Linked DNA regions of Mus musculus: region 1 is linked to region 2. The links are chromatin loops, found by intact Hi-C in ENCODE. Cell type or tissue: left cerebral cortex. All regions are shown on one strand. Links, peaks and the distances in the headings refer to the core of each region. The heading gives the core; the rest is flanking DNA.

What was found. A loop is a pair of places that touch in the nucleus more often than their neighbours do. Peaks named below come from ENCODE experiments on the same cell type or tissue, not always from the same donor. Only the 100,000 strongest peaks of a DNase experiment are listed, where the experiment ranks them.
Region 1: it touches region 2 in a loop (2.5-fold over the local background); 2 of 42 quality-filtered maps call a loop at or near these places.

Annotation. Positions count from the first base shown.
Region 1 is chr3:86,642,177-86,652,399 of GRCm38, reverse strand. Lrba (LPS-responsive beige-like anchor) reads right to left here. Exons shown (of 57, transcript NM_030695.2): 46 at 9,628-9,747. Among named protein-coding and RNA genes, the nearest start is that of Gm31677, 96 kb to the right of the region's middle. In left cerebral cortex, for the core only: no CTCF peak of the experiment used is centred there; DNase peaks (open chromatin) are centred at 5,405 and 5,753.
Region 2 is chr3:86,590,228-86,600,450 of GRCm38, reverse strand. The region is part of intron 40 of Lrba (LPS-responsive beige-like anchor); the gene reads right to left. Among named protein-coding and RNA genes, the nearest start is that of Gm31677, 44 kb to the right of the region's middle. In left cerebral cortex, for the core only: no CTCF peak of the experiment used is centred there; DNase peaks (open chromatin) are centred at 2,363 and 4,872.

The DNA of each region.
Region 1 (10,223 bases), core at 1,192-9,191, 52 kb before region 2:
TATGTATTATAAAGGGATTGTTGAGGAGGGAGTCAGATAGAAGAAGACATGTACAGGCTCGAGACATAAATTTGGGAGGTCTGTTAAGTTCCCTCGAATCTTTAAGATACAGCTCCAAACCACTTAGCATATGAAGTCACTGCAAGGGCACTCCTCCAGTCACTTGTTTACCTTATTATAATCTAACGTGCACATCTAACTTATATTAAAAATAGTTTATGTAAACCTGCTTTTCACAGCTGATGGGTTGTATACTATCTATGGTAAATAGTCAATGAGAACTAATAAATGAACGTGCTTTAGTAGATTTTAACTTAATTCTCAATACAAGTTTTCATCTGAAGTTAGGGAGCTAAATATTAGACCAAGTTGCTTTGTCTTCTGTGTTCTCTACATTTTTTGCCCAAGTCAAATTCAGTATCTCTCTTTTTTCTCTTCCCAGTTCACAATAATGACCCATTTGTTGACATTTACCCACACTTCTGTAATATGCTACTCAGTTTGCCTCCGATGTCTCTTATTTAACTACTTTAAAATGTGTGTACTGCATTCACTCCAGAGTAATAAAAAATGTCACCACTGGTCACATTATTACATTCTTGTCACTCCTGTTCTTCAAACCTAGAACTGGCTGTCTCGCACACTGCTCCTGGGAAGCAATCACATATCCTTAGCAAAGCAGCATGCTTCCCACTCCTCTTCCTTCTGAGTTAGGGGGTGTTGCATCAATGAACTCAAAAATTGCTTCTTCAACTCACTTGCTAGAACCTGTTCTGTGAGTAAATACTTTTCTAAACAAAAGCTCACTGAAGGCAAGATCAGAGTTCCATGTGATACTTCAATTCAGTACATACAACCAGAGCTCAGGGGTAGGTAAACTCAACTTAAAAATTACTTCAAAAAAGCATATATGGGTTTTTCCATATATTTTATCCCCAGTTTATTTTTGCATAGGTTATAGTTTAATAAAATGAACATATTAAATTCCAGTTTCTGAGAAAATATGCTCCCCCAGTACTTTCCATTTTAGATCCATCTGCTAATACCTCCATTGCAAAGTAATAACCCAAAGTGACTCCTGTCAGTCATTTCCATAGGACACACGTTGGGATTTAAGTAGGAGTAAGAGAGACTACACTTAAGCACTAGACTGAGCCCACTGGCAGGAAGGGCTTCAGAGAGCAGAGGCTGCTTCAGAGATGGTTGCCAACGGCAACAACAGCTTAGTAAGAACTTAGATGTCTGCCTGGTACTTAGATGTATGACTGGCTATGAAACTTTATGAATCTGTTATTTGTTCCACAAAATTTTTTCATAATAATTTAAGATTAAAGCTTAAGACAGGGCCAGGCACGGTGGCTCAGCCTGTAATGACAGAGTCAGAAAGACTACTTCCAAACCAAAATCTAAATACAATAACTAGCTCTTAATCTCAGTTCCTAAATTTAAATGTTTAAGACAAAAAACAAAACAAAACAAAACAAAACAAAACAAAACAAAACAAAACAAAAAACCCACAAAGAATTACTATTATTTTGTGGTAGTGGGGAATCCAGGACCTTACAAAGCATCCAGCAGGAGTTCTATCACTATGGCAGATAGTCCTCAGACCTATACTGAGTATTTATATCACAATGCTTCCTCAACCCAACTTTAACACTTTCTACTTCAGTCCTCAAAACTACACATTGCTACTACAGTGGGCCAGGTCACACATAGGTAAAATATACATCAGAAACATTGTTATACAAAGAGAAGGAAGACATTCTCTTCTCCATAGGCAGGGAATACCCTTTTTGTGTGATTATAAATCAATGTTCTAAATCCATGTTGCTCAGGACAGTGACCAAATGCAGTGGTTCTTGAATATTTTAAACATGGCTAGTATGAACAGACATGTACTTGAAATGTAGAATATGTAATATATCTTGAAGCCTCAGGATAAAAAATAAAAGAGCCAATATAACAATTTTTTATTGATTATAGTTGTTAGCATTCTGTCTAAACTCTACCCCACAGTTACCTGGCAACAGCCAGGTAGGCCTGCTTGCCCCTCCTCCCTTTCTTGCTCTTGCTTCCCCGTCTCTTCACATGTTCATGGCCATGGCTGGCCTCTACTTCTCTACTTTCTCTCTCTGCCTCTACTACCCTCTTAACTCTTCTCCCTATGCCCTGAATAAACTCTATACTATACCTTCATGTGGCTGTTCCCTCAGTGGGAAGGGATGCCTTGGCAAGGGCCCCTGGAGACATCCCAGCCCCAACACATTCATCACACCCCCATAGAACATATCTTGCATCTCTTTATCCTTTTATAAGCACATCAACAATGTTGTAATGTTTTGACTTTTAGGGTAAGTAATATTACTGAAATCATTTTCATGCTGTTATTTGAAATTACACTGTAATACACTTAATATATGTGGCTTATACTATATGTCTATCAGAAAGAGCTACTATAAGTCACCTTAGAGAACTGACGTGCAATGTTTCCTTAAGGAGAATAAAGTGTATCACTGAAAGGTTAGGTATGAAATGAACTCACAAAGGATGCATGCACAGAAATGTAAATGATCTCCAAACTATTAAAAATGGTGAATCATGCTAAAAACAAAAGCCTGCTTTATTCAAACCTTATGAGATCATTCTGTTTACAGGACTCCCAACTTAGACTTTCACCATTATTTAATAGGAACAACAATTTTTTTTTTTTTTTTTTTTTTTTTTTTGAGACAGGGTTTCTCTGTATAGTCCTGGCTGTCCTGGAACTCACTCTGTAGACCAGGCTGGCCTCGAACTCAGAAATCCGCCTGCCTCTGCCTCCCAAGTGCTGGGATTAAAGGCGTGCGCCACCACGCCCGGCTTGAACAACAATTTTTTTAAGTAAAATTATTCTCTGATTATTAGTAGAAAGCAAACAATGGGGATTCTAATGTATTAACATTCCTTTTTTTTTCTTCAGGTTTCAACCATTTTATTTTTTCTTCCACCACTTATATATCCCAGTAAAACCTTTCAAGCAGTATAGAAGACACAATGTGACTACATTCTATTTTTCTTTTAGTGAATGATTATAAAAACAAACAAACAAAACCCTATGCTTTCCAATACATTCACACAAAAAACATTTTAGGTATCAAAGGTGAAGAAGTCAAATTATTCCCAAGAACCCATATACATTTGTAACTAAGCAACCTGTTACAGAGTAACAAAGTGTGGGTGAGCAAGCAGGTCATTTTCTCAGCCAGCCTCTTTTACTGGCAGGCTGCAATTTGTAGTCACAAAGAAAGAATCAATTATTTTATTATTTATCTTAAAAAGTAAAAGATTACGTTTTTAAAAGATTTATTTATTATATGTAAGTACACTGTGGCTGTCTTCAGACACACCAGAGGAGGGCATCAGATTTCATTACAGATAGTTGTGAGCTACCATGTGGTTGCTGGGATTTGAACTCAGGACCTCCGGAAGAGCAGTCAGTGCTAACAAGAACTAGAACTGTCTTTTATTTTACTTTTGAAAAATAACTGTTTCCCTGTTTCCTCATTTCCCAAACTGTAGGGAATTTATGCTGTGCTGTACTGATAAGGCAAAGTAGAACTTCCAATGCACTCAAAGTGATTCCTTCCACACCACCTTCATGTCTTACTGCCCTCTTTCTTCTGTTACCGTCTTTAGTATTTCTAGAAAATTCCCCCAATACTGAACAACACTATTCATGATCTAAAACCCAATGTTATATAACAATGTTCACATTATTATTGTACCTTTCATGTGTTCTTAGATATTTCTTTTGATGTTATTATTATTAAAATCTTAAATGTGTTTTCTAAAATGTAACACTTTAAGAAGAAAGGAAAAGTAGGGTGTTGTGGCGCATGCCTTTAATCCCAGCACTTCGAAGGCAGAGGCAGGCGGATCTCTGAGTTTGAGGCCAGCCTGGTCTACAGAGTGAGTTCCAGGACAGCCAGGGCTAAAAGAGAAACCCTATCTTGAAAAACAAAACAAAACAAAACAAAACAAACAAAAAAAAGGAAGAAAGAAGAAAAGAGTCATGATAAATCCTTCCTCACTGTTAGCAGGGTCCATCTTCAGAAGCTCTCTAAATGGCCTATGTAACTGTAAATTAATGCTGTCTAAGTATGCGGAAGTCATTAAGTTGTAGGGTCCATTTAGCTGGTTATCAATAGAGAAAATGGAGTGATTTATCAATGGTATACCACACTGTGGATATTCAGGATGGGACAAGGTACAGAGATAGAATATATATACTGGTAAAATTCAGCTTCACCAAAGTTAGACCTAAAAACTTTACACAAAGTAACATATGAGAAAGTAGAACTTTATATGCCCCAGTACAGGGGAACGCCAGGGCCAAAAAAAAAAAAAAATGAGAATGGGTGGGTAGGGAAGTGGGGGGGAGGGTATGGGGGACTTTTGGGATAGCATTGGAAATGTCATTGAGGAAAATACGTAATAAATTTAAAAAAAAGTAGAAATAGAAAAATACAAGAGATTTTTTTTTTAATTAAAAAAAAAAGAATGTAGAAATAATTCTAAGCAGGCTCCTTGTATTTCCAGTTTCATACTCCTTCCCTTTTGGTTGGCTGTGGTATTATTTCATTACAGTCCCAGCTACTCTGGAGGCTATGGCAGGAGAGTCAGTAGAGCCAGGGATTGTGAAGCCAGCCTGGACAACAGAGTAAGACTTCAGGGCAAAAGAAGAGCAAAGAAAAGAAAACCCACGAAACTTTTCTCACCATATCGTCATAGAGATGCCTTAAATGATACTGTTAGGAAAGCAGGAGTTACTAGAGATGTCATAATTACCATGACCAGAAGCGCGAGTTTAGTATAATGTTAATAATCAGTACTGTCTTTCTGACGTCTGTTAGGGAACCCATTATTATTCCAAATTATTTACTGAAGGAAAAAAAATAAGAAAAATAAGAAAGAAGAAAGACATGACCATTGGTTCTTTTGTTTGTTTCTTTTAGTTGTTATGTTGGATTTTCCTTTCCTGTTTTTGTTTGTTTGTTTGTTTTGTTTTTTGGGTTTTTTTAGTATAGGATATTTGAAAGAAAGTGAAAATTTAATCAGGTACACACTAAATAATGAATTTTAAGTCCCATACCCACCCATGAATGCTATTAGGACAGCACTAGACTTGGTGCGTTGTTGCTGCTATTGTTTTAAGGCCTTTGGGTCAGCCTCCTATACCTAGAAACACTTCTCTCCTGGGCTCCTCAATGCAAACACCAGACCTGGACTCCAAGGATGTCCACTCTCCTTCCTGCATGCCTCCTCAGTAGTCATTCCAGTCTCCTGCTAGTCCTGTAGCAGACAGCTTGCAGGGGCCTCTCCACCCTCCCCACTCCTCCAGTCCCTGAGTGTCAGCTGCCCACACCTACTAACACTTTCTATTTCCAGTGGCCACTCCTGTCAGGAACTCAGGGGGTGAATCACTCCTTCCTTCTGTCCTCCTTTCTGCTGTCTCCATTCTCCCCCTCAGCTCAGTACCCACTTGTTTACAGGAGTCCCGCATTCCACCTCAAACCCATCCAGTGGAGACTCCAACTCTTGGTTCAGATCCAGGATCGCCTCAACCCTTTCACCCTGGCTCCCCAAACACTTAACTGCTTACTTCAAACTACTTGCAAACCCCCTCTTCCCACCACACCTCCAAACCCCTGGGGATTCCACCGCTGGGTATAAAGGAGATCTTAGCTATTTCCTGAAGCCATTTACAATTCACAGCTTTTTTCTCCTAGTCTGCTACCCACTGCATCTACAGAACCACCCTCTATCTGGCACTCCACAACAAACAGTTTCCTAAGATTCAGTGAGCACAACAGAATCTAGAGAATGGAACAACCATCCAACAAAGATCAGACCTAATACCAACAGCAAGAGTCACCTCAATCTTCCCAACCCCGATGCCAGACACCAGCATAAACACATAGACAAAACCAGCCAGGACACTATGTCTCCACCAGAAACCAGCAAGCCTACTGTGGTAGAGCCTGAGAAATGCTATGTAACTGAAGGATAAGAAAAGGATTCAAAAATACTAATTGTGAATATGTTCAAGGACCTTAAGGAGATTATGAATAAATCCCATCATGAAGTCTATGAGACAAAGAGCAGAGTGAAATGAAGGAAAGAGTTCAAGACATGAAAGTAGAAACAGAATGACTAAAGAAAACATAAACAGATAAAACTGGAAATGAAAATTTTAGAAAGTCGAATGAAGATATCACAGGGAAGTTTTATTGTCCTAGTTAAGGTTACTATCACTGTGATAAAACCAAAGCAACTTGAGGAGACAAGGGGTGGTTTAGCTTGTGCTTTCACATCATCATTCATCATCAAAGGGATTCAGGACAGGAACTTCATCATGGCAGCAACCTGGAGGTGAGAGCTGACACAGAGGTCATGGAGAGTGCTGCTTACTGGCTTTCTCCCCAGGGCTTGCTCACCCTGCTTTCATATAGAACCCAGGACCACCTGCCCAGGAGTAGTCTCACCCACAATGGGCTGGACATTCCCACATCAATCTTTAATTAAGAAAATGTTCTACAGGCATGCCTACAGCCCAATCTTCTAGGAGCATTTTTTTTAAATTGAGGCTCTCTCCACTCCAAGGACTCTAGCTTGTGTCAAGTTGACATAAAACTAGCCAGCACACTCACCAACACAGTACAAGACATGGAAGAGAGAATTTCAGGTGTTCTCTGAAGAGAAACAGAGGTGTGGATAGGGGCCAGGGATGGGAGGAATAGAGGGAGGGTAAACTACAGTCTGGTAATGAATGAATGAATGTATGTATGTATATATGTATGTATGTATAACTTGGGCACAATGAAGAACAAGTAATGAAATAAATATGAATTTTCTCTACGCTAAAGATGACAGTTTAATTAGTTATATTAGTATAATATTCACTTTTCATCTGCTTGTGTTTCTGGCCTACAAGTTGTACAGTTATACTGGCTGGATGTCCAAGAAACTGAGACTAAACTGGCCATCTACCTAGGGAGAAAACAAAAACTACTATTGTACTAAAGGAATATAGTAATAAAATGATTCCTAATGACATTCTGCTGTCTCCAAAGATTAGTGTCTCATCCAGCCATTATCAGAAAAAGTTTCTCCTTCAGCAGATGGGAACAAAATAGAGATCCAGACTGGACAGTGTGCAGAGTGAAAGGCCTTGAAACACTCAGTCGTAAGTGGGAAGTATCCATCAAGTCCCTCCCCTCAGGGCTCAAAGAACTATGTATAGAAGAGAAGGTAGAAAAATTGTAAAAGCCAGTGGGATGAATGATAGCAAGAAGTGTCTTCCAGACACAAAGGGACTAACACATCAGCTCAGAGTATAGCAGCATGCCTAGGGTCTGTATACATTCAAGCAAGATTAGGTCCCAGCACTGAGAGGAGGAGGTGGGTACCATCTCTAGTCATTAGCCAAGACACTACATCCAACTGACAAACACTCATAGAGGAAACATTGGTTTCTCCAAGGGAATCTCACTGTGTCTGTGAACCACACTTAAAGGCAGGCCTCATTCCCATCAGCAGAGGGCCAACACAAAATAAACTTAAAAGTTTGTTGCTAATTGTCTCATATTGTATTTTCTAAATCTTACTGGTATTTTCATTTGCAATTTATGGTATGTGCATATGCATTTTTTGTCCTCTTTGTTTCTTTTGGGGGTGGGAGGGCCTACCAGTTTTTTTATATTGTTCTTTTTCCTTATCCATTGTCTTTTTATTGGCCTGATTGTTTTCTTAGGAGAGACAGAAAAAAGGTATGGAATTGATAGGGTAGGAGATACGGGAGGAGATGAGGGAGAGGAAACCCTGATCAGAATAAATTTTATGAAAATACCTTTGTTTTCAATAATAAAATAAAATAAAAAAAGAAAAATATGACCGAGAACAATAGTTTGGGGGAAGGTAGGTTAGTAGTGGGAGGAAGGAATTGGGAATAAACACAGATACATTGTATCCATGTATAAAACTACTTTAGAATAAATATAATACTATGAAAAGAAATCTGAGAGGAAAATCTAGTATTTTATGAAAAAAAATAGAGAAGAAAACCACAGGAATCTATCATGTACACTTCCTGTCCATCCAAGCTTAACCAAGAATTCGGTATTAGGAGAAACAGAAACAGAAAGCCGAAGGCAGTCAATGTTTCTATAATAAAGAATGAAAAATAATTCTCAAAATTATAACAATCTAGTATATCCTTCTACTACAAAAATGAAGTACAAAGTTATATTTTGTTTATGAGGCTTATGAGGTAAAGAATTCAAAGTAAAAAGAAAATCCTAACATCTTTATTTGGGCAACAAAAAAAGTCAGGTTCATCAATTTTTTTTTCATGTATCTACCCATATCTCTTATAGCTTCCTGACAGTTAAGTATGAAATAAGTGCTGGTAATAGAGGAATAGGGAATAGGTTTCAACAGCAGTCATTAACTCTCTTAACTATTTCCATCAAATGTACCTCACCATCAATAGAAACTTATCTAGAGATTCTTTTGAAAAGGATTTCATTATTGTTGTTTCTGCATGATGCGTGTGTAGATGCATACATGCCAACACATGAGTGTGGAGTTTGGAGGACGACTCTGGAGCTTGGTGTATCCTTCCATCTTTACCTGGGTCCGCAACCTAAGTCAGGTTGTCTAACTTATACAACAAGCACTCTAACTGCTGAGCCATCTAAGTGACCCACTGCTGACAACAGTGCTTCTCCAGAGAATCTTATGAGATAAAAAAAAAATCTTGACAGATTTTCCAATAGGAGAGATTACTTTTGCATATAATAGGATCTTCAACAGAGTATCTCTAATATAGCAATATTGTAATCTATAATGTCAAATAAAATAGAAGAATATAATTAATCTTGTAAAGTAGCATATCTCAGTGTGGCAGGGCATCATCACCCCAGCACAAACTTTGTACGTGTTCTATAGTAATACATGCATAGTAATATAACTTTTCTCCTGTCAAATGCCTGTTTCTTATGTGGTACTTCTCTCCCCACATGGTGCTATTATTTATGTATAAGTTATATTATTTTATAAGACTATAAGGGGCCTAAAAACAATAGGTTCATCTCATTATGCTTTAACAGCACCCAACACAGTTCCTTATTGGACTTCTGAGGATAGAAGTGGAAGTCTGGCAAGGATTATAGTACCTACAATAGTGATTATTTTAAAAATAGACCTTTGAGAGATACAAATAAATATGCCTGAGATTTTTCCTGTTTTCATGCTGTGGTAATTTTCTTCACTATGTTTGGAAGTGTGTTCAGCATGGTGCTTCTAGACATACAATTCAAACGATGTGTGGAAGAGGAACAATATTCTATAATTAGAAATTTCCAACTAGTGAAATGAAAGATATTCAGGCCAGGCAGACAGACAGATGCATACAAAGAAGAAAACAAAAATCATGGACAATGGTTCTTGGCCATTCAATTAAGGCTCCATTCTCTGAGGTTTACCTTTGACAAATATGGCAGGCTCAGGAGAAAGAAATATGGAACATTCACTCAATACGAAATAACCTGGCTGTAAGAACCATAAAATGAACTGTTTCAGTACCTTAATGTCAGATGTGTCGCGCTGACTGTTTCGCCATGCTCTGGAGACTGAGGAGAACGTCCTATCTGCATGATCAAATTTCCCTCCTTGTAAATTTAGAAAGTAAGTTGTAAAAGGTTCCTAAAAAATAAGAAGTGAAAAACCTTTTATGTTTTCATGTTTTTATAAATTTTTACATATATATTTTAAACTAATAGTAGTCATTACTTAGTAATATGTCCAATGTAAAGAATGCAAGTTGTAGACAAATTATTACATTATAGCTCTTAATTTTTTTCCAAATGTTTCTATGCCTTCAAAATTTTGGTATCAGTAATATTTTCATCAGCTTCCTTCCTTGCCAAAAATAAATTGCTAATAGCTTTTAGACATGAATTAAATGCATTTGCTTCAGTGTTCAGGAAATAGTACAATATGTAATTTCTGTATTGTTATGGCTGGCTCACAATTTATGATTAAGAAAAGAAAAATGTTTGGGAGGTTTAAAAGCCTCCTCTTAGTTAAAGAACACTTAAACAAGTATTTGTGGGTAATTACCTGGCATCAGCTAAGCCTGTAAATTACACCTTAGACTTCTGTCTGTCCATATACTAAGA
Region 2 (10,223 bases), core at 1,279-9,278:
CTGGCTCCCATTGAAGATTGTGAAAATTACTTGCCCTCATGACCTGAAATTTCACTAGAAGACAGAAATTTCTCTTCTGCAAAGTAATGCAATTTTTCAGATGTCAACCTTTAGCCCAGCTTTAAAAATTAATTTCATTTATATTAACCAATGATATTGATATTTTCACAGAACGCTCTTTGATACATGAAGCACTGACTGGCAAATTGATGTTGCTCTAGATGGGCAAAACTATTTTACTTTAAGCTGCGATGGCAGGCAGATTTATGGCAAACTGAAATTCCCATTTCATAACTTAATATTTGTGCTGGAGCAATGCACCTTTAAGCCTTTGGCCTGTAAATAATTCGGACTATTTACTTGGTTCTATTTTATTTTCAACATTCCTCAGCTTAAAAAATAATTTACATTCTACAGGATATATTATAAAATCCAGTTTTTTTTTAACTAGTAGTTTTTATATAGCGTAATGAGAAAAATTTCAAATGAAAGTAATGAACAAAAACAAAGAAAATAATTATCTATCTTTAAACTAATTTTTATTCAGTTTTTAAAATGTATACCTGTAGTTTTGTGGAATTTTTTCTTAAGACAAAAATCCTAACTAGAACACAAAACATACTAGAGTACGGTCACGAGGAACATAGATGTTCTGTATTTGTTTTCCATAAACATACATGGGGATTCCTAAACTTAAGGAAGAGCTTTTGAACCATTCCTGACAATAATTATCACAGCAGACCTTCTCATTTTATTAATAAAAGCAGCACAGACATGTATATGTATGTTGTTAACATCAGAAAGGAGCTCAGAGAGCCACTTATTTATTTCAATTGTTTACACTCAAAATACTTTAATACATTATACCTTTAAAACTCAAAATCTCTCGGGCATTTTATGATGATGATATACAAATTATTTTTCTTCAAAAATATTTATTTGTTTGTTTGTTTGTTTATTCGATCTGGGGCTGGTAGTCTCAGGCTAGAATAGAACTTACTATGTGGTATACACCTAACCAGGAATGATCTCTTTTTATTAATTTATCTACCCAACTTACTTTTTGGGAAGCCAGGATCAAACTTGAGGTCCAAAACATGCTAGACAAGCATTCTACTGCTAAGGTACATCCCAAGATCTTGTTCTTTCTGAGACAGGGTTTCACTGGGTGGCTTAGCAAACCTTGAACTCTCAATCTGTCAAGAATGATGGCCCTGATGCTGCCTGAACACTGGTATTATAGGCAAAAAACTGCTATGCCCAGCTTCAAAACTACATATGGTATTAGACATATGTCTTAGACATATGGTTAGTATACTAACAGTGTTGTCAGTTAAGTTTTTTCATTGAGATTGGAAACGTTCAGTTACTTCTCAAAAACTGAGTGAAATAACATTGTTGCTACGTTCAAACTATAAAATTTTGCCCATTACTTAAAAAACTGAGTTTCTATATTCATGAATTATTATTTAACAAATTTAAAGTCAAATCTACTAATAAAACTTTACTAACTATGACATATTGGTATATTTTATAATGTATAGTTTTTAATTTAACAAAGAACTCTATGTTCTCAATTCTGTCTTCACACCCTCAATCTCAATGTCAAAGGTTTGTAAGAGCTTTATGATCTTCAAAGTACGGTAGGTTGGGTCTGGGTGGAAGAAAAGGGAATTGGCCCACTGTTTCCAGTTAGCCATGGTTGAGTAGCTTTCTCTAAACCATGATGGGCTGAGACCTTTGAAGCTGTGGGCAAAATCAATCTTTTTTCTTCTTGCCCATTTAAGTTCCTCCCTTGATATCTGAACACATCTTAAGGGTACAGCAATGTCAGCTATTATAAGGTGATATTCTCTTTGTGGCAGTTGAACTATAATACAGCCATTACAAATTTCTCTGGTACTCATGTTAACTAAATTAATTAAAGGGAAAAACTCCTTTATACCTTTAAGAATTTTCCTTTAGTTATTTAAAATACCCAGGAGAAGAAATAAAAACAATACAAAGTAACAGAAAATTACATGGAATGTGCCTAAACCCTCCAGAAAGGCTTCTGTTTGGAAAGGCTTCTCTCCTTCAGGTTGTTATCTTTGGGCATCCTATTTACCACTCAATTCTGTAGTTGGGGTTGCTTATAACAAACAAACAGTGTACGTTCCTATTCATTGGGAATATCAAAGTAAATATTTTGCTCATGCTCAGCTCTCAATACAATCTTCCAAAAACTGGGGTTTTTTTTGTTTGCTTTTTTGTTTTTCTAAAAAACAAGACTTTATGAGTACAAGTTAAGCAGTATTTTTAGTGTTGGCCTCACTTCACTGCATAAAATCATACAGTTCAACATATACCGCTCAACAGCTGCTTATATTCTCCTGCATTTACAATGAGACTAGCTTAGGTAATTTTTCTACAAGTACTTAAAAACCGGAAATAAGTAAGATATGGAATAATAGATGGAGGCTCAGCATCGCCTCACAAAATAACTATGATTGGTTTTTGTTTTTGTTTTGTTTTGTTAGTTTTTGTTATGGGGAGCTTTTTTGTTGTAATGGAGTTTTGTTTATTTGTTGAGAAAGAACTTAATGTTGGGTGAGAAGGGAAAGTGGGAGGTTCTGGTAGGACTTTTGGGAGGGGGAAAATATAATCAAAATATATTTAAATTTATAAATTGGTTTAAATAATAAATGATAATAAAAAGAAACCAAATCCTAAGGGCAGATTAATATAAGCATAGTGTCATAGTATAGATTCTATTGCTATGACCAAAATCACCTTGGAATATGAGAGTTGGGGAAACTATTTCAGTTTACATGTTGTAATCAATAATTTGGGGGACCCAAGGCAGGAAACTAGAGGCAGGAACTGAATCAGAGAATGAATGGAGGCCTGCTGCTAAAGGACTCACTTCTGGCTTGTTCAGAGACACATTGGAGGCACAGGTGGGGCCACCTCCATCAATTAGCAAGCAAACAAAAACAGACTAGGCCACAGGGCAATCTGATGGAGGCAGTTCTTCAATTACGATCCCCTCTTCCCAGGTGACTGTACTTTGTTTCAAGGTAAAAAGCTAAGATGCACACAGAGCAGACACCAAAAAGATAGAAAAATGATAGGAACAACTATGACAGGAAAGAAACAATTATAATACAACACTAAAAAGAACCTACCACATTCATAAATAAGAGTGCTTCCACTTCTGACACAGACAAGACTAACAGACACTGAGCTCATTAGCTTTTGATCTAAGCAATACTGAAAACAAATACAATGAATCAGGGAGGAGCTGCTTTAAAGACATTAAACACCAATCAATACAAGATAATGAGCTCTAAAAGTTGGTAAAAAGGCCAGTGAGATGGTTCAGTGGGTGAAAGAGCTTGCCACCTACCCTTACAGCCTAAGTTTAATTCCCAGATATGACATGGTAGAAGGAGAGAACTGACTACAAAAATAGCCCTTTGACTCCCATATGGACACTTTGGCAGACACAAGGACAAAGATACACACACACACAACACACACACACACACACACACACACACACACACACACACACACACACACGATGAGACTTACTAATACTGTAGTGAACTATCCTCAAAGACTAGGGAGAGCCCACTGCAGGGAAGAATCATACAGTTGTTGCATAATGGGTTCCTCAGAGCACCAAAGTAAAGGCAGTTAAAACCTCAGCACAAAGTCTTAGATACGAGAGTGCTTCACAGTCCCAGAGCTTTAGAAACTGCAGAAATTACCAGGCAACCGACTACCTGATATGTATAAAAGCTAAAAAATAAAATATTAGAATAAAAAACCAAAAGCTAAATAATCATCTACTAAAATTACCATGAGTTACACCAAGAGCACCCACAGCCAGACAAACAGACCAGACAACCAGACCAAACAAACAGACCAGACAAACAGCCTCTTGCAATTCACAGCTCACTGGTTGAATATTTAGAAAGGCTCCACCGTAGTATTTGAAAATTCCATCCCATACTAGATGTGATCTGGTCCTGCCTCACAAATCTTAAAAAGCAAGATACAGAGGGGTAAAACTATATTCAAGGAATCTTACAATAGCCCAGAAAAACACACTCGAATATTTATAGGAACCACAACTGGGTTAAATTCACCACAGGTAGCATTCAGTTAAAAAATGATCACTGTTGTACAAAAGCAGAAAACATGACTCATAATATAGAGGACAGAAATAAACTTAGCCAGAAATGACTTGTTAGAAATATTAGAAAAGGGCATCTAATCAAGTGTGTTTTAGGGTGAAACATTTTTTAGGGGTAAGGTTATTTCATAGTAATATCAAATCATTTCCACAAGACATATAACTATCCTGATTATTTATGAACCCATTGGCAATGCTTTTAAACACATCATTTGGTATAGTGGCACCCAAGTGCAGCCACATCACCCAGAAACCTGAAGCAGGGGCATCAAAACTTTAAGGCCAACACAGCCTTCAAATCCAAACACAGCCTTAATAAAACAAACAAATTATAAAAAGTACATTCATGACACAAAACTCAGAGGTCTGAAAGCACAAATTTGCAAGTCTATAATATAACACCTTTCAATAATTACATAGATATAAGTTCAAAATTAATGCAAATATAGATTACATGAACAATGTTTAGTTATGAAGTCAGCACTGTTAGAGACCATGGTATGAGCATGTGTAGTTCTAGGCATGGGCCTGGGTAGTCTCAAGCATTTGGGTGTCTAGAGTAAGAGGTTTGTATAAGCCCAGAAAATTAAGGCCAGTGTGAGCAATCAAGCCAGGTTCCAATCTTAAAACAGAAAATAGAATATATTTTAAGAGAACACAACATCTGTTCAAAAACCACCAGGGAGTGACTGGGACCAGGAGGAGCCAGGGACACAGGAAATCTGCCTGACGAGTGGCTCTGGTTCCTTCCAGTCAGGCACTGGTCTACCTTGGTTACAAACTCAGCAGACAGCCACACATCCCCCAGAGGAGGTACCATTCCCAGGCTCTCTAACATGCCCAGGATCCCATGTTCCCAGGAGCTTGGACACTCAAGGATCTCAGGGTCTCAGAGGAAGCTTGAATTCCAAAAACTCTGACACACCCAGAATCTCAGGATCACAGGATCCTGGAATCACAGGATCAGAGAGAAAGCTGGACTCAGAGGAGTTCAGACTCAACAAGGATTACAGGAAGGACATGTTTGAAACAGATATAGCAAGGGCAGGGAGCACTTGAAATAATCAGATGGTGGGAGGCAAGCATAAGAACAGAAGCAACAGAAACCAAGGTTACTTGGCATCATCAGAACCCAATTCTCCTACCATAGCAAGTCCTAGATACACCATCACACCAGAAAAACAAGATATGGATATAAGCCACTTTTCATGATGATGATGGAGAACTTTAAGAAGGACATAAATACTCCCTTAAAGAAATTCAGGAGAACACAGGTAAATAGGTAGAAGCCACTAAAGAGGAAAAACAAAAACCCCTTAAGGAATTACAAGAAAATAAATCCAAACAGGTGAAGAAATTGAACAAAACCATCCAGGATCAAAAAATGGAAGTACAAAGAATAAAGAAATCACAAAGGGAGACATCTCTGGAGATAGAAAACCTAGGAAAGAAGTCAAAAGAAGCCAGAGATGCAAACATCACCAACAGAACACAAGAGATAGAAGAGAGAATCTCAAGTGCAGATGATACCATAGAAAACATTAACATAACAAAGAAAATGTGAAATGCAAAAAGATCCTAACCCAAAACATCCAGGAAATCCAGGACACAATGAGACCAAACTTAAGCATAATAGGTATACAAGAGAGTGAAGATTTCCAAATAGGTATAGAAGAGAGTGAAGATTTCCAACTTAAAGGGCCAGTAAATATCTTCAACAAAATTATAGAAGAAAACTTCCCAAACTTAAATAAACAGATGCTCATGAATATACAAGAATTCTACAGAACTCCAAATACTTTGGACCAGAAAAGAAATTCCTCTAGTCACATAATAATCAAAACAACAAATGCACAAAACAAAGAAAGAATATTAAAAGCAGTAAGGCAAAAAGGTCAAGTAACATATAAAGGCATACTTATCAGAATTAAACCAGACTTCTCTCCAGAGACTATGAAAGCCAGAGGACCCTGGGCAAATGTCATACAGACTTCAAGAGAACACAAATGCCAGCCAAGGCTACTATATCCAGCAAAACTCTCAATTACCATAGATGGAGAAACCAAGGTATTCCATGACAAAACTAAATTTACACAGTATCTTTCCACAAATCCAGCCCTTCAGAGGATAATAAAGAGAAAACTCCAACACAAGGAGGGAAACTATGTTCTAGAAAAGGCAAGAAAATAATCTGTCAACAAACCTAAAGGAAGATAGCCACATGAACAAAATTCCAACTCTAACAACAAAAATAGCAAAAACTATTCTCAACAATAAAAGAACTTCTGGTGGAATCACCGTCCCTGACCTCAAGCTGTACTACAGAGTAATTGTGATAAAAACAAACAAACAAACAAACAAAACTTGGTACTGGTACAGTGACAGTCAGGTAGATCAATGGAATAGAATTGAAGACCCAGAAATGAACCCACACACCTATGGTCACTTGATCTTTGAAAAAGGAGCTAAAACCATCCAGTGGAAAAAAGACAGCATTTTCAACAAATTGTGCTGGCACAACTGGCGGTTATCATGTAGAAGAATTTCCATCTATTCTTATCTCCTTGTACCAAGCTCAAGTCTAAGTGGATCAAGGAACTCCACATAAAACCAGAGACTCTGAAACTTATAGAGAAGAATGTGGGCAAAAGCCTCGAAGATATGGGCACAGGGGAAAAATTCCTGAACAAAACAGCAATGGCCTGTGCTGTAAGATCAAGAATCAACAAATGGGACCTCATAAAATTGCAAAGCTTCTGTAAGACAAAAGACACTGTCAATAAGACAAAAAGGCCACCAACAGATTGGGAAAGAATCTTTACCAAACCTAAATCAGATAGGGGACGAATATCCACTATATATATATAAAGAACTCAAGAAGACAGACTCCAGAAAAATCAATTAACCCTATTAAAAATGGGGTACAGAGCTAAACAAAGAATTCTCAACTAAGGAATACGGAATGTCTAAGAAGCACCTGAAAAAATGTTCAGCATCCTTAATCATCAGGGAAATGCAAATCAAAACAACCCTGAGATTCCACCTCACACCAATCAGAATGGCTAAGATTCAAAATTCAGGTGACAGCAGATGCTGATGAGGATGTGGAGAAAGAGGAACACTCCTCCATTATTGTGGGAAGCGGATGCGGCCACAGGCCCCGTGAAACCCACTTGTTTACTGCCTTGCCTGAACATGCACAATGAGGCTGCATACGTGGGCTGCCTGCCAGGCTGGACAGTTCATCGTGATTCAGACCTGTCGGCCTATCTGTGAATGACCTAAGCTCCTGCCTGGAGTGTATGTGACTTCTGAATGGATGAGGTAGGGTGGAGCTAGAAGGAGGAGTCAGAGCGAGTAGTGAGGTGAGAAGAGTTTAGCCCTTGCTGCCAGAAGGATGGAGTAGTAGAAGCTGCTGTTGTAAGTGGTAGGAGCTAACTGTTGTAATAGAAGCTAGAAGTGTATGGAGAGAGTAGTTTTAGCCCTTGCCGTGAGTAGAAGTAGAATAAGAGTAGTTTAGCCCTTGCCCTAAGAAGAAGCTGCTGGGGAAGAGAGCTGTAAAAGAAAAAGCCTGAAGTAAAGAAGTTGCTGTGTGAACCACACCCCTGTCTGTGTCGTTCATGTTGCCGCCAGTGCAGAGGACCAACGACACATTGTTGGTGGGATTGCAAGCAGGTACAAGCACTCTGGAAATCTCGTGCCTCAGAGGACCCAGCTATACCACTCCTGGGCATATACCCAGAAGAAGTTCTAACATGTAGTAAGAACACATGCTCCACTAGGTTCATGGTAGCCATTTTTAAAATAGCTAGAAGCTGGAAAGAACCCAGATGTCTCTCAACAGAGGAATGGATACAGAAAGTGTGGTACATTTACACAATGGAGTACTACTCAGCTATTAAAAAGAATGAATTTATGAAATTCTTAGGCAAATGGATGGATCTAAAGGATATCATCCTGAGTGAAGTAACCCAATCACAAAAGAACACACATGGTATGCACTCACTGATAAGTGGATATTAGCCCATAAGCTTGGAATTCCCAAGGAACGATTCCCAAACCACATTAAACTCAAGAAGAAAGAAGACCAAAGTGTAGCTATTTCAATCCTTCTTAGAAGGGGTAACAAAACAAGCATGGAAGGAGTCACAGGGACAAAGTGTGAAGTAGAGACTGAAGAAATGACCATCCAGAGACTGACCCACCTGGAGATCCATTTCATATACAGTCGCGAATCTCTGACACTATTGTGGACACCAACAAGTGCTTGCTGACAGGACCCTGATATAGCTGACTCTTGAGAGGTTCTTCCTGTGCCTGACAAATACAGAGGTGGATGCTCACCATCACCACCCATTGGACAGAGTACAGGGTCCCCAATGAAGGAGCTAGAGAAAGGACCTAAGGAGGTGAAGGGTTCTGCAGCCCCATAGGAGGAACCACAATATGAACTAACCAGTACCCTCAGAGTTTCAAGGGACTAAAGCACCAACCAAAGAGTACACATGGTAGGACTCCTGGCTCCAGCTGCATATGTAGCAGAGGATAGCCTAACTGGATATCAATGGGAGGAGAGGCCCTAGGTCTTGTGAAGGTTCTATTCCCCAGTATAGGGGAATGCCAGGGCCAAGAAGCAGGAGTGGGTGCATTGGTGAGCAGGGGGAGGGGTTATAGGGGAGGGTGTTTTTTGGAGGAGAAACCAGGAATCGGGATAACATTTCAATGAAATGTAAATGAAATGTGTAAATGAAGAAGAATATATTTGAGGACCAATCCCAAGATGCAATAAATATAATTAATTCAGAATATAAAAGATATTAATAATTCAGCAGAATTAAGATAAACATCATCACAAGTTGCTATACAACATAGCGTCTGTAACTGTGACAATTAATTATATTTTTCAAAATTATGAAACTACCAAAGTTGGCCAGGAAGCAACAGACATTGTGATTTTATTTACTAAAGAAATTGAACTTGTAGTTGCACCATCCCAGAGAGTAAACACTTGTTTCAACAATTTCTCAGGTAAATTCTATCAACCACTAGAAGGAACACCCCAATGCTGCTCATTCATAACGTTCAGGAATATTAAAGAAGAAACACCTGCCAAATACTTTTATGTCACTAGCACAAGTCTGACTTCAGAATCTGACAAGAACATAATGGGACAAGAAAACTCAAGAGTCAGTCTTTACTGAAAAATGTATGTAATTTATATTGTAACTTTAGGTATAACATATAAGATACTTTAAATGTCTTCTCCAACTAAGAAGTATTATTACAGATGTCTGTGCATTCATGTATAGTCTTTAAAAATACCTATAGTTCCTCTCTATTATTTAAAAGTCAAGCATGGTGGAATGGAGTGCACATAAAGTTCAATCTACTGAGAAGTCTATGCCAGCAGGGCCACCTAAGCCCAGGTGTTCAAGGCCTTCAGGGACTACCATGGGGCAACCCACAGGCCAAGGAGACCAGGACAGAGGGCAGGGTGGGAGGGAAGGATTGGTATACCAGCTAGTTTTTGTAGTATTTTCTATTTCAATTCCCTGTGGATTTCAGCAGAGTGGCTAAATCCTTGGGCTTTTCTCTAACCACTGACTTCATCATTGCCCATTTTTCCTACTATCAAATCAGTAATATACCCCAATCACTAGAGATCCATGTTAGAACCTGCATCCAATCACCAACCAAAGAACACCACTATAGTGTTCTCCAATTTAAACAAAATTCTCTACAGTTTCAACATACAAATTGATGTAGAGACCTCTTCCAGTATTTCACCAGTTTCCCCTTGGTAAGCATAAAGGGAGGACTACTCTTCACCCCTCAAGTATAAAGCAAGCAAATGTACAATTCAGGTGTTCTGTACATTTACAGAAAACATAGACTATGTTTAGCAATATATTGATAAATGTCTTCTGTTCTCTGTCAATTCATGTTTCATTGATAAAATATAAACTGGTGAAGAATATTCTGAGTGAAAAGAGAGATAAATAGAACCTTTATCTAATAGTTTGCCATATTTTTACATGGG